Linked DNA regions of Homo sapiens: region 2 is linked to region 1. The links are chromatin loops, found by intact Hi-C in ENCODE. Cell type or tissue: dorsolateral prefrontal cortex. All regions are shown on one strand.

Region 1 (8,000 bases):
TATTGAACTCATGCCATGAGCCAAGCACTTCTCTCTATCAGCTAAGAATATAACTAACAGTTTGTTGGCCTGGAGTCCATGAGAATCTGAGCCATCACCAATGCCTTTTTTACCAGGACCTACATATCTGTGTCAAATATTCACATCTGAATAATAAAAGATAAAACTCCATTTTAATGTATTCAGTAAGTATTTCTTGAGTGTGAGACCTCCTGTTTACTGTTTGGTCACAATGATGTATAAGAAGAAAATAGTCTCTACCTTCATGGTACTTACAGACTAATGGAGACACTGATCAAACAAATAAACATGTAACTAAAGCTATAATAGGTGCTAGGAAGAGTAGTTACCCAATAGTTTATAACTCTGTCTGATGAGTCTAACAAAGCTTTCCTAAAAATGTGACATTAGAATGAGAACTAAAGTAGGAATTTACCTTGGAGAAAAGAGAATGGGAGATAAAGAAAAGAGGTTTTTAGCACATGGGAACAGATAGCAGAGTTCTTCTGAATGAAAGAAATATGGTAAAAGAAAGCTAATTTAAGTGGGGCATGGAGTAATCCTAGGGCATAGTAAGTCCTCTGAGGTTAGGGCCCCAAATTATGCACGGCCTTGCAGGCCATATGGAAAGGTTCTGTTCCTTAACCATAAAACAATGTGACTCTATTAACGGATTTTCCGTGAAAGATAGCTATTAAAAGTGGAGATGTCAACTGAGCAGTTTGAGTAACATGCCTGGTGCTCGGAGGAGAGGTCTGAGAGGTGGATGTGAACTTGGAAATTACTAGTATGTGGTTTGTAATAAAAGCCATGTGTACAATTGAGCTTGCCAGACAGAGAACTTAGAAGAAGAAGAAAAGGGAGCCCAGGGCCAAGCCTTGAAAAACCTAGCTGTTAATGTTCTATGTTAGAAGGAGAATGAGATGGAAAATGAGTAGCCAGTAAGACAAATAACAAACAAACCAACAAAACAACAGCAAAAAACAAAGACAAACCCGCAAAAAGACAGAGAGGCTGAAAGTAAAAGGATGAGTGCTTTGAAAGGGCACAGCTAATAGTCCAATAATGTTGGATATTGATGGTATGAGAAGGGAGTGAACAACTGAAACCCTTCTTCCGGATTCAGTAGGTCACCAGTCATTGGTGAGCTCTAGGGAGAAGCCATGCGGAAGGGTACATATTTTATTATAATGAGGCAGGTAGGAGGTGAAACCATCAAGACTAGCACGTGGGACTTTTTTTTCAAGATACTTGGCAGCAAAGAGGTCAGGAAGGTAGGGCAGTGCCTGGAAGAGAGTGTGTGTGTGTTGGACAGAGAGACCATTTCATTTTCGTTTTAGATACAGAGACTTGGATATATTCAAATGCTGATGGAAAAGAATCTTGTACAAGGTAAAGGAGGGGGAAAAATCAAGACACGTACGACCTAGAGAAAGGATAGGTTCAGTGTACAGATAGAGGAAGGAGATGAGAACAGAATGGGTGCAGATGAAGGAGGGTTTACATCTGAATATTCATTTCATTTTTCTCTGTGTCTGTCTACATGACTGGAAATTGGCCACATTTTGAGGGCCTATTTCTTTATATGTAAATTAAAGAATGAGGGCTGAAAAATGTGTATTCCTTTTAATCCTAACATTCATTGAATTGCTTCTTATTTTCAATGCTGTCAATGTCAAAATCCATTTATATCCTACATACCGCTTGATTTTACATAAACTGTTGGTTTAGTCTCTTTTTTTAGCATAATGTGTAGTTTATAAAGATCCTGTGTGTGAACTGTAGTAACAAATAAGATATTTTGTTGATCTCACTAATAAAGGTCCTGGGTATAAGCAGTAGTTATATGGCATTTTAATTTTTTTTTTAAGACAGGTCTCACTCTGGTGGCCCAGGCTGGAGTGCAGTGGTTCGATCTCGGCTCACTGCAGCCTTGACCTCCCAGGCTCAAGTGATCCTCCGACCTCAGCCTCCCGAGTAGTTGGGAACACAGACGTGCACTACTGCACCTAGCTAACTTTTTTTCTACTTTTTGTAGAGACAAGATTTCACCATGTTCCCCAGGCTAGTCTCAAACTCCTGGGCTCAAGTGATTCGCCCACCTTGACCTGCCAAAGTGTGGCATTTCCACAACGACAAGTGCTAAAATTCTCAAGACAATGAAGGAAAAATTTCATGGAGGTTTTCTCATGATTCTAATTCTGGTTTTCTGATGTTCTAACTTCAGATCTTGCTTCTCCAAATTTTTGATATATTATGAACACCCAGGCCTTTCATTAAAGACTTTTAAGAGTCCCAAATCAAATCTTAATGATTAACTGTCTCACCTGACCTCAAGTTTCCTATGGCATATTTTTTTTAAAGTAATAGTAATAGTGGTTGAAGAACTTTGTAACGCAATTTAAGACTCTGGTTTCCATGTCTAAGAAAAAGATAAAATTATATCAAGAATGTTGACATTCATACATACATTTAAAGCCACTGTAAAAGACAGAAGTGATGTCAATGTGGACCAGTTATTGTTTCTTTCGTCCCCTTAGGGTGGTGGTGGTGTTTTTGAGTCCAATTTTGAACCACCTAAATGGAGACCCTGGAAGCATCACATTTTACCAAATGGCCTTATGGCTTCATTATGATGCCAGGATCAGTACTGCCTTTTATAGAGGGAGAAAAGTGCAGTCTTGTTTTAACAAAATAACAGGTAGCATTGGTGACTGTACTTTCCCCAAAGAAAAGGACTGATGACTGTGTCACTGCTTTCTGGCAAAGCAGCTCTTACTCTTGAAGCTCTCTTCGTGTTTCCTCTTTGAATTCCCCTTCTAATTATTCTTTCTCTCAGAATTAGAGACAAAAAAGTGTAGATTCATATTAGAAATAGACTGATACTTTATATATTTCACTTAGTGTTCATGATCCGTTAGACTTTAACATGGATGCTTAAATACAATTTTCTCAGCACCTGGTGAATAAATTTCATCAGATTATTTCCTATTAGAGATCCTCCTTCAAATTTGCCACATCTGTGTTATTTTTTTCCCTTTAGGAAAGAGCAGAAGAATGTGTTGAGAATTAACCCTGTCGTTTCAGTTTGTACATTCCTGTTATACCTCGAGATATTACTTTTTAATTTTAATTTTTATTTCCATGGTTTTGTGGGGTAAGGTGGTTTTTGGTTACATGGATAAGTTATTTAGTGGTGATTTCTGAGATTTTGGTGCACCTGTTACCCAAGCAGTGTACACTGTACCCAATGTGCAGTCTTTTATCCCTCACCCCCCTCCCACTCTTGTTCCCTGAGTCTGCAAAGACCATTACATCATTCTTATGCTTCTCCATCAGTGTCTGTCTCAACATCACGGTGTGCACGTCAAGACAGTACGAAAATGACTTTTTTATTTTATAACTTTTTAATGCTATCTTTCCCGCACTTGATGATGTTGAGACACTGATGGAGATGCCTGGGGCATTACAGGGAAATGTACCTCCAGTAATGCCACGTTTTCTTTTCGAGGTTACTTCTGAACAGCTTTAAAGAGGGCGCTGCCTGCCTCATAGTCTGCAGCCTCGTGGTGACCAGTTGGTCACCAGGGGGCAGGCTTGGATCACAAAAGTGTGTCACCGCTCATTTTTCTTCAAGAGAAAGAAGCGTATTGCTCTCGCTATAAAACTGTGGTGCAATTCATTTTTTACAAACCGGATGGTCGATAAAAATAAGTCATTTTGTATTATAACCATGAACTCAAGATATATCATTCATTTAAAAACTACGTTCTATATTTTTGTAAAATAAAAAAATACATTTTATCAATTCCAATTTTGTTTAATTTTACTCATTAAACATTGATACAGGTGAAGAAAATTTTTTTACAGATAGTTTTTGCCCTCTAATATTAACTGTACAAAGCAAAGTATTGTTGTAACAGTAGAAGAATAAACAGAAACTACTGACTAGCATATGGCAAAATTTGGGATCTCAGATCTTTTAAAAATTATTTTATCATTACAAAAGTAATATCTACTTTATTGTTGAAAACAGAAATTACTGAGCTACAAAAAGGAAAAAAATACTAAGCAGGCTTCATTCCAATATTCGAAGGGAACTATTCTAAGATGTTGGTGCATTTTGTTAAGATGTATTTTAGATCAAGATGCCTCTATTTATCAGTTTGTCTTTCTCAAACTTAGAATCAGGCATTGTGTAACCTGCTTCTACTTTTCACTTAATAGCTTATTGTTGACAAGTTTCCTGTCATTTAATACAATTCTACATTATAACCTGTAGCAGCTTTGCATGATATTGTATCAATGTGCATTATTTACATATTCAATACCTTATTTTAAGCTATTTAAAAAGTTATTTCTAATGTTTTGAGTAGCTCCTTTTAAGTGAAAATGAAACAACTTTTCCAAGACTTATGAAACATAATGCATACAGAGTTAACATTTTTCTTTTTAGACGGAGTCTCGCTCTGTCGCCAGGCTGGAGTTCGATGGCATGATCTCGGCTCACTGCAACCTCTGCCTCCTGGGTTCAAGTGATTCTCCTGCCTCAACCTCCCAAGTAGCTGGGACTGCAGGCACATGCCACCACGCCCAGCTTATTTTTGTATTTTTAGTAGAGACGGGGTTTCCCCATGTTGGCCAGGAAACTCTCCAACTCTTGACCTCTTGATCCACCCGCCTCGGCCTCCCAAAGTGCTGGGATTACAGGTGTAAGCCACCGTGCCTGGCCTAGAGTTAACATTTTTCATATTTAGAACCCTTTTTATACATTAAGGAGAACAATGCAGTTTACCTTCAAAGTAAAGATTAATATTATTTTGGTTACATGGATAAGTTATTTAGTGGTGATTTCTGAGATTTTGGTGCACCTGTTACCCAAGCAGCTGTTATCCAATCTTCAAAGTAAAGATTAATATTAGATAAGGATTCCACACTAATTTAATTTATAGCCTTTTGAAGAAAGATGAATTACAATTTAGAAATCATTTTCACACTTATTTTTGCTATTAATCCTATAACTCTCTTTCTTATGTCATTATGTAAAACCGCATTAAATAATCACTTACCAAAAGAAGTCATTTGAAATATGGTTCCTCACTATGACTAAGAATATAATACATTTATCTTATTCCCATTATTTAAGTCATCCTTATTTAATAGCACTTAGCAATACCTTAGTAGAATGCTTTTCCACATTTTTCACTTGCGTGGGCCAATTAAAACCATAATTCTTAGAATAACTCCTAAACACAAACAATTAAAGCTATTGAGGACTATTCAGGTCTTATAAACTGCAACCCTGCTTTCAAGGTGATGTTTGTGCTGATTTGCATTGTACAAATGATTGTAGAATTAACCAGTGCTTACAATCAGTGTGACATTGGGCAAATTGTTCAAAACATCTTAAACCCCATATTCCTTTTCTATAAAGCAGGATTAGACATATCTATCTTTGCAAAGTTACTGTAAATATTTGAAGTGTTTATTTATTACAAACCTGTGTTGCCTGGCCCGCATTAATGGGCTTTGAAAGTAGGGTAGGCATCTGCTGTGTTACAATGGGCTGCTCTGAAGTCTCATCCTCATTCATAGGAGACAAGATGAGCTCTTGCACTTGATATCAGCCCTCTTCCTCCCTGTAAGGATCAAAAGTAAACTCAGGCATTGCGGTGAAGATCATGCCTAGGTTGTCAATTTCAGTGATCATGAGGGGAGCCACAATATGAGTTAAGACATGGCTTTCTGGGCATTTTTGCCTTCATTAGCAGGGGTCAGGGAGGAGTGAGTGCTGGACCTTCATACATTGCTGGTGGGAATGTAAAATGAGTGGTCACATTGGAGTGCAGATTGGCAGTTCTGCAGAATGTTTAACACAGAGTTACCACATGACCCAGCAATTCCAGTCCTAGATATATGCCCCCTCACACACAAAATTAAAAACTTAAATCCACAAGAAAATCTGTGCACAAATGTCCATTTCACCATGGTTCATAATAGTGCAAAGGGCTATTCAGGAAACAACTTTGACCTATCAATGGAAAATGAAAGTATATTACATCCATAAAACTGATTATTATTTGGTAATTAGAAAATGAACTTCTGATACATGCTACAAACCTTGAAAACATGCTAAGTGAATGAAACCAATACAAATTACTAATGCTGTGTGATTCCATTTAATAAGATGTGTGCAGAAAGGGCAAATCTATAGGAACAAAAGATAGATTAGGGTTGGAAATGGGGAGATGGGGAAGGGCAATGGGAAGTGACTGTAAATAGGTTGAGGGTTTCTTTTTTGGGTGATTAAAATGTTCAAAAATTAGGTTGTGGTAATGGTTGCACAATTTTGTGAATATACAAAAACCCATTGAATTGTACACTTTAAATGGATGAATTGTACCATATATAAATTATACCTTGGTAAAGCTGTTTAAGAAAAAGAAGTGTGAGTTGGCCATGCCTTCCTATGCCCAACCCCACACTGAGGGTTTCACCAAAACCCTCCGGTACTGTTTTCAAGACTCAATCTTGTGTTTTCCTTAGGCCTCCCAATTCCCAAGCCACCCTTTACCTTCACACTGTAAGCATTATAACGCTCTGCATGTGTCCTGTTCCCTTCTCTTCCCTCACTCCTCTCCTGCTAATAATCTCTTTACCTTTTGAGGTGCAGGAAGCCTGTTCCCACCTTAGCATTTTCCCTACAGCCCTCAACTTGTGGCTTCTTCCTCTTCCACAGACCTAGTCGGTCTGGAGTTGATGTAGGTGTTCTCTGCTCCTCAATTCTATGTCCAGACCTCTCCCTTTTTGTTCCCTAAAGACTCTCAACCTTGACTCTTATGTCACCAGATGACATGAGTTCAGTACCTCTTCCGTCATTGTCATCCATCAAGGTTGTTCTTTTGGGTTTCTCAGTGATTTAGTTTGTGGCTTGTCTCTCTCCATCACTCTTAATTATTAGTGATCTGAGTAGCTACAAAAATGATCATTTCAACAAGTTTGCCTTCAAATTCTGTTTGTTTTTTTCTTGCAGTAACAACAACAAGCTCAACCATCCATTTTCATGATCATATCCAGACCTCACTGTTCAGTATATTAGCCATTTTTAGCTACATTTGCCTATTGTTCACTTTAAATGTGGCAATCAGAACTGAGACGTGCTGTAAGTATAAAATACACACTGGCTTCCAAAATAATAATGAATAATCATAATGATAATAATAATAATAGGAAATACCTTATTAAGTTTATTCTGATTGCAAATTGTAGTAGTAATATTTTATCTATCCTGAATTAAGTAAAATATGTTAATAAACAAAATTTAGTGTTTCTTTTTATTTTTTTTTAAAGATAGATACTAAAACAGTTTGAATACATGTGTGTCTGACATTATATTTCTATTGGACGGTGCTGCCCCAGGCCTTGGCACCAAGATACCAATAACTACAACTTCATCATTATCCTAGTTTTATGTATCTGGCTCTCTTCTGTATTTTTCAGACATTCCCTCTCATGACTCAACTTTAAGAGTTTTTCAACCCTACTATTATCTGTGATCTATTGATTCTACAATCTTTTCACCTTCACTTATTGCCTCAGTATCCCTTTTTTCTCTTTGCTTCCAGCCTAAACTCCATGGACAATTGTTATAATAAATTCTTTGTGTTATCCTTGTTCTTCTCTCCCATTATCGAACTTACTTGCAAAGTCACAACATTCATTTAACTCAGCTCTTATTTACTATAAGATGTCTAAGTACAGCTGAATATGACTGGATACAACGAATAACCATGTTGATGTCCTCATGCTATTCCTGGAACGTGCAAGGAACACCATGGTCACTCTGCCAGGAATATACTTCTAGATGTCTCCCTGCCTAACTCCTTCATCTTCTTCATGCTTTTGTCCAGATTTACATTTCTTAGTGAAACTTACTCTGATGGCTCTATTTAAAGTTATAATCTTCAATAGCAAAGGCATGGAATCAACCTAACTGCCCA
Region 2 (8,000 bases), 220 kb after region 1:
TTTATAATCAAAAGAGTAGCAGGAAGTAAAGATTTAAAAAATTCACAGCCTGGTTGGGTAAAGTATTTAAAAGGCATGTTGAGGACAGAAAACCAAGGATGTGGCCGAGATACATTGTAATAAGGAGATTAGTATGGCTAGGAGGAAGCCAGGTGCTATTCATCAAGACAATGAGAGAATGATCTGAAAGGCATTTCAGAGATCCTGTGCAGGAGAACTCACTTGTCCAGGCTGCCTCAGATCTCTGCTCTCTGCATTCTGGTGCAGCTCTCCTCAGCCACCCCAGCTATGGCTCCAGTGAATGCAGGTGCAACTCAGGCTGCCACTCCGGAGGGCACAGTGATGAGCCTTAGCAGCATGCACGTACTGCTAATTCTGCAGGTTTGCAGACTACAAAATCAGTGGAGGTACGGCTTCCTTCTCCTAAATTTCAGAGGTCATTGCAGACAGCCTCGAGGTCTGGGCAGAGACCTGTGCAGAGGTTGAGCTGCCACAGAGAACCCCACTAGGTCAATGCTTAGTGGAGCCATGGGGTAGGGCTGCCTCCAAGACCCCAGAACTGTAGAGCCACCTGCATGCGATACCAGCTAGAAGTCACTGCCATGTGGCTTCAATGCATAAGTGCTGAAGCATGGGTTGTGCCTAGCAAAACCACGGAAACAGAGCTGCTGGGAGCATAGAAGACCCAACGCTCACCTTAGCGTGTGCAAGCAGCAGGACATGGAGTCAACATAGATTACTCCAAGGCCTTAAGTTTCAAGATTGTTTGCCCTGTTGGGTATTGGACTTAATTGGGACTTGTTACTTCTTCTTGCTTATCTCTCCCTTTCAGAATGGAAATATCAGTCCTGTGTTTGTACCACCATTGAATTTTAGAATCACGTAACTTGTTTGATGTCACAGGCTCACAGCTAAAGGGAAATTTGCCTCAGGATGAACCATGCATTGAGCCTCACCCATAACTTATTTAGATAAGACTCCAGACTTCAGATTTTTAAGTTGGCATCAGAATGGCTTTTTGGGCTATTGAGATGGAATAGCTGTGTTTTGTATTTGAAAAAAACATCAATTTGGGGAGCCAGGGTTGGAATGCTATGGTCAAAATTAGTCCCCCGAAATTCATGTGTTGGAAACAATCCCTAATGCAACAGTGTTGGGAGATAGGATCTTTTGGGAAGTGCTTAGTTCAAGAGGGCTCTTTGCTCATAAGTCAGTTAATTCCATTATAAAAGGGTTTAATGAAAGGAGTTTGCCCCTTTTCGCTTTTTGCCCTCCTGTCTTCTGCCATGTGAGGATATAACATTCCCCCATTTTCAAAAGACACAGCATTCAAGGTGCCATCTTGGAAGCAGAGACCAGATCATCATCAGATAAATGAACCTGCTGGCACCTGTGTCTTGGACTTCCCAGCCTCCAGAACACTGCGAAGATATACATTTCTCTTAAATTTCCCAGTTTGTGAAATTCTGTCTGGGAAGCACAAAATGAACTAAGACAATAGCTATAGTAACTATATAGATGCCTTACATGCTTTGCCCTTGAACAACATGAGGATTAGGAATACCAAACCCCATATGGTCAAAAATTCATGTATAAGTTTTGACTCCCCAAAAACCTAACTACTAATAGTCTACTGTTGACTAGAAGCCTATTGGTAACATAAACAGTTGATTAACATATATTTTGTATGCTGCGTGTATTTTATATTGTATTCTTACATTAAAGTAAGCTAAGAGAAAAATGTTGTTGAAAAAATCACGAGGAGAAAATATATTTACTATTCATTAAGTGGAAGTGGATTATCATAAAGGTCTTCATCCTCATCAACTTCATATTGAGTAGGCTGAGGAGGAGGCAGAAAATGGAGTAGTTGATCTTGCTGTATCAAGGGTGGCAGAGGTGAAAAAAAAATCCATGTATAAGTGGAGCTGTGCAGTTCAAACCTACCTTGTTCAAGGGTTTTGTCTTAAAATATGTCCAAGACATTGTTCTCTGTCAATGTTCTAAAAATAGATATTATTTTACTGACTGCAGTATTGTATGATTGAAGACTATTGAAACAATTTATTCCCTCATTAACTTGAAAATTGAAACAATTTATTCTCTCATTAACTTAAAAATTGAGACAATTTGTTCTTTCATTAACTTGTTACCCTTGAGTACTCCTTTGTCCTCAGTCTTAATAACAATGGAAAATGTCCCCTGTTTTAATCTTTAGTGACCTCATTGTAATATAATTCATAAACATAATGCAAAGTACTAAGATGCTTAGCCATACTGATTTTTTATTTCTTCCTGTGATTTACTAGTTCAGTTTCTTTAACCACCTTAGTGGATTACTTGCACTTTCCTAAATAATTCATAAAAGGGAGTTATTTATATTAAAGATATTGACTATTTGTACACAATGCAAAATTTTTCCTATTCTTGTCTTTTGCTTTCTTACTTGATTTGATATGGTTTGATAAGCAAACATTTTTAAACATTTAAATCTGTTGAACTACAATCCTTTCTCAGTTCAGTCTTTGGTATCATATTAAATAAGCCATGTAAGTTTGCATATGGTTTCAGTTTTATGTTTAGATCTTTAATCCAATTGGAATTTATTTTGTGTAAAAGTTGTGAAATAGGGATATATCTTTCCTGTCATGTCCTCCCAAGTGTATACTTAATTTTCACCATTCCACTTATTGAAAAATTCATGCTTTCCTCATTTTCGAAATGTCATTTTGGTATTTTATTAATTCTGATACACACAGCTGTATTTTTCAGAATTCTTAACTGGATTATTGTGAGCTATTTGTCATTCGTATCTTAGTATCACATTCTGTTATTATGATTGAATCTGGTAAAATAATTGCCCCCTTAGCCCCACAATTTTAATAAATATTCAAAACCCCACTCTATAGAAACCTCTAACTAGGGAGATACATTATATGTGCCTACTATGTGTCAAGGACTGTGTACAACTGAAACAGATTTGACTCATGAATTTTACACTCATGATAGGCTGTAGTACTTTATTTTACTCTTAAAAATAACAATAGCAGCTTCTCTTTTATACTTTTATAAAATCTTCTACTGATTTCAAAGCTTTTTTTTAATTAAGAAGAGAACCAATTTTAAAAATGCACTGTTTTTCTTAGATAATATCTAAAAGCCCAGAAGAAAAAGAAATTCTTCTTTTGTAGGCAACATGATTAGCCACTAGAGGAAGTAAGTGTTTTGCATTGCTGGGCAGCAGCATAGGAATTGACTTATGAAAGAAAATCACTGTTAACGTTTATTCTGCCTAGTAGAATGCCTGGCAGTTCTAGAAGAGAGGCTTTGAATTTACAATTTTGTAACTTAGTGATTGTATATAATGACAGGATTTAAATAACTATATTTGACTGAAAGTAGTTATTAGAAGTTCCTGATAGTACATGAAAGGAAAAAAATACTGTCATCTCAACTAGATCATATATCTTTAATTAACTAATTCATAAAAAATAATTCCAAATGTATTTTACTATAAACAATATATTACAATTAAAATGGAATTCTCTGGAGAGCTGATAACCAGAAAACTTGTTTTTGCCATAAAATGTCAAAAATAAGTTAAGAACTAAAGTGTTATTTTTTTAATTGTAAACATTCCTTTGTAGAAAAACTGGTCTTGGAGGCATTCAAATATGCATGAGGACACATTGAGAGAAAATGAAGAAATATGTGCTTTTTTGTGCTTATTTGTTTTAGAAAATAGCAATTACAATCTCATTTAAAATGTAGTGATTATGACAGAACAGTGTTTATTCATTTAATAAGTAGTTATTTAGCACCTCCCGTTTGCCAGCTATTGCGTGGGATATCTAACACATAGTCCAACAATACACAGATTATTTGTGCATTTGGCACACATTTATTATAACTGTATTTTCACTGTCAGTAGGTCATGCTCTCCACATACTGAGCAGGCACTTCTTTTTGCCTGGCATTCTTACACATCAACTATTTTATCTGGTAACATACTTATCCTTTGGGTAGCAGTTGCCCTATCTTTTCTCCTGAGAAGACTTTCTAACTGAAAAACCATAATTAGATATCCTCTTCTAGGCCAGCACCATCATTCCTGAACCATGGCATGTAGTATTAGAAGTGCCTTTGTAATCTTCCATGTTCTTCACTAGATTGTAAATTCTACGAGAGAGTCATACATCCATTCGAAAATATTTACTGAGCACATAAAAAGTACCAAGCACTAGCCTGCTTGCTGTGAGTATAAAGTTTACAAAATTAGAAGAATAAAATAGAATGGAAGTTGAAAGTTATCTCTTTTGCCTAGTAGGGTACAAACTGTACTGCATTGTCTCTCACATCATGTAAGTGAGCCAAATCGATCATCATCCTCTAGAAGTGTTAACAACAAGCACATTGTTGCATTATACTCTAAGCTTCTGGGTCAAAATATCTGGGGGGTGTAGCTCAGGAATCTGCATTTTTTGCAAAGTGCTCCAAGTGGTCAGTATGGATGCTGAGATTGAGATCCACTTGTCCTTGATAATGGAGAGATTGTGTTTGACGTATTCACCGGCTGCATACACAGCATGAAGTAGAGTGCCTGGCACAAAGTGAGTTGTTGTTAATTAGGAGCTGAGTGAATGAATGAGTCACTGACAACCTCAAGTAGTCTACATGACCCACACACCACAGAGAAGTAGAGCATGTTCTACAGAAGCACATAGATGTACACGACCGATTCTTTAGGGAGACCAGAAAACATTCAGAGGCCAATCGTGTATACAATGAAGGACAAAAATGTGGGGAGGCAGAAAGAGCAGGGGGAGCGTATTCCCAACAAAAGGGAGAGCAAGAGCTAAGGCACAGATCAAGGGCATGGGGTGTTCAGGAAATACGGAGTATGTGTGTGTTGCCAGATACCAGGTAGTCATGGGGAAGGTTAAGGTATGGAGGGAGCCTTGTAGGCATTCTGGCTTCTCCTGTAGGTGATAGTGAGCCACTGAAATCAACAAATCTGTTTGCAAATAAATCAACCTTGGTAATATTGTGGAGGATAGATAATCTATTAGGAGATAATGAGACAAAAGATAAGGATAAATGGTCATTAGTTATATGAGGGGAGTGTCACAGATGAAAGAAGGATAGCACTGTGAGTTATTTATCCAATAGAATCTACCCAACGTGACGACTCTTCTAGGGGATATGGCAAGAGTAACTGACGTCAGTATGTTCATGAGAAGATATTAGTCATTGCTTCAACTTGAATCTGAAAATCTTAAGAAACTGCTATGACCCAAAAAATAATACAGAATTCAGTGGTTAGAACTTTTGAATGAATCTGCAAGTATTTTTATGGCTCTCATGTAGTTCTTAATTATGCTACTTGTAACTTACTGAGTTTAATTATACTGTTTTATGAACAAAAGGACAAGAAGTAAACTAATTTTTATTTTCCCCAAGTATCACTTTTTCTCTATTATTACATTGTGTGAACATTGTTCATTGACTAAAATCAGTATTTTTCTTGATACCAACCTTTTCGATTGAAGTGGCTAGATAAAAGTTCAGCATCTTTGACATTAGCTAGTAATTTTTAAAGCAGAAATAAATGTAGAACTTCAGGAAAGTTTCTAATTAAAACTTATTTTAAAAATTGCCCTTGTCAGCTACATGTCTGTTCTGATAAAGCATGGGTTCTATGGGATAAGAAATCAAAAGACTTTGGATGACATTTTATCTCCGGTTTTTCTGGATGAAATAAACAGCATAATTAATGTTCATTGGTCCAAAAGTGACATTGCACAGAAAGATGCACCCTTCTCTGTTTTATTTGGGAGACAGAATTTAGGTGTTCTTCAGTAGGAAAGAAACTACAATCACATTTAATCAACAGTAAAAATGAAGGCCAAAATATTGTAACTACCACTTTTCTTGTTGATTTTGAAAAGGTGCTGATTTCTCTTTGCACAAAGTGCTGAGTGCAAACAAGAGGACAAACCACATCAAGACTGAATCAAAGAGACCAGTTAAACGAGGACTGTCACAGATATTTCATCAAGAAAAATGGCATGTCTTGTTTACGATTACTTTGTCTGATTCACTTCTCCATTAGAAAAAGCACTTTTAAAATATCCTTTTACAATCCTCCTCAAGAGAAGAACATTGCTGGCTATGCAGACTAGACTAATATTGGGAGAGAAACCCTAAGTTCTATGCACAATTGTGAAGGGCTGTGTGTGTGTGTGTGTGTGTCTGTGTGATATACATGCATAGGTAAAATGTTAATCAAATATCTCTCAAAATGAGTGAAATTAGAGACATTTTGTTCTCAGTGCTTTGGAATGACTTCACTTAAATGGATAATATCCCCAAACAGAACAGGGACTGAGAAGATAACAGAACCTATTACCAATTGTTCTTTCATCCTCTCTACCAGGGCTGCAGAATTTCATACTGACGTGTTGAATTTAAGTCTGTTCTGCCTATCATTCCTCAGATAACTGGTGCTTGGAACTGAAACACTCAAAGCAAATGGAGTTCAAATTGTTCATAATATACAAAAGATATTCAAACCCCTTGTATACTATGTCCTTCTTTTACTTTAACATGCAGACTGAAATAGACAATTTTAACGGTTACATCAAGATAACCCACTGAAGTAATTCAAAATTTTTAATTCAATTTTCTTCATCTGATGGAGCAGAAATAACATACCAGAAAATGTATTTAGGTAAAAGTCCTCTTTCCTGTCAAAATATATATCAAATAAAATAAAAATAGGCTCCCTTCTAGGTACTATTTATGCACTTTTTCCTCTTCCACTTCTTGCTGCTTTCTCAGTGATTCTTTCTACGACTATTAAATATCATTACTTTAGAATTTAGTTAAAATGAACTGATTCTGTGATAAATGAAGCAATACTAGAAATCATAATTTACAGAAAACTATTAAAAGATTTAAGAGAATTTTTTCACCATTAATTAAAAACAATTTAGCTTGTGGAGTAAGATTGGTACTCACAAGGTTAAGGAGCATGTTTCTGGAGGCGAAAGGCCTGTTTGAATCTTGACACCCACTAGTTGTGTGACTCCAGGTAAGTTATTAAAGATCTTTATGTTTTAGATTATTTTTCTGTTAAATAGGGATGAAAATAGCATTTACAGCATAGGATTGTTATTGGCATTAAATTAGTTAATATCTATAAAGCACTTTTCGTCTTGTGCACTGTATCAGGTCTGCTAAGCTTCATTCACCTGCGGACCTTTGCACCACAGGCCACTCAGCCACCTTTGAGGCCATGGAGCTTGCAAGTTTACCTCTCAACTTCACATGCGCACAACGCACAGTGAGTTACATCATGCCTATGCTCCATGTGATCCTCTCTTATCTTCTACCCAAGAGCTTCTCTGGTGCAGCTAAGGCTTGATACACCAGGGACCAGCTTAGAACCTGGACAAGAGCAGCCCAGAAGTGCTGGGAAGTGAACACCCTGTAGAGTGCAACTTTCACAAAGGAGACCCTTGACCAGCACATAAGTGCTTTCCCCTTCTTTCCCAATGGAGAGCCCAGGAATGCCAGCATCTTAGAAAATCTTCCTAAAAGATTTAGACCCTGCTGTTTTCTTACAGATCAGAGTGGCAGCCAGATCAGAGACAACCATTTTTATTACCTTGCTCTCCTTTCCTCCCTTACATCGATTCATCTTCAACCCCCTTCCTTGGGATTGCTTTCCCCAATGAAGGGTTAGAACATATGAATTGCTGGAGTATCTAATTTCTATGGGTCCCATACTGAGAAATTATATGAATTAGGTTCTGTTGCTCAAACACCGCCTTATAAAAAGCCTCACAGTCCACATTACCAGACAGAGCACCTCATTCCGATCACTATCCTCTTAACATTCCCATTACCTGATACGTTACATAATTCTTTACTGTTATTGACTGCTCCCCCACCCCTGTGCTAAGATTTAAACAGTGGAGTCTCAGACTATTTTCTTC

What was found. Hi-C counts contacts between places; a loop is a spot of excess contacts. Peaks named below come from ENCODE experiments on the same cell type or tissue, not always from the same donor. Only the 100,000 strongest peaks of a DNase experiment are listed, where the experiment ranks them.
Region 2: it touches region 1 in a loop (2.6-fold over the local background); 4 of 110 quality-filtered maps call a loop at or near these places.

Annotation. Positions count from the first base shown.
Region 1 is chr21:27,696,775-27,704,774 of GRCh38, reverse strand. No RefSeq gene overlaps it. Among named protein-coding and RNA genes, the nearest start is that of LINC00113, 22 kb to the left of the region's middle. In dorsolateral prefrontal cortex, CTCF peaks have their summits at 3,383 and 3,591 (motif pointing right); a DNase peak (open chromatin) is centred at 3,574; H3K4me3 peaks cover 1,071 bases.
Region 2 is chr21:27,472,127-27,480,126 of GRCh38, reverse strand. No RefSeq gene overlaps it. Among named protein-coding and RNA genes, the nearest start is that of LINC01673, 160 kb to the left of the region's middle. In dorsolateral prefrontal cortex, a CTCF peak has its summit at 3,208; no DNase peak of the experiment used is centred here; H3K4me3 peaks cover 563 bases; H3K27ac peaks cover 847 bases; H3K27me3 peaks cover 1,013 bases.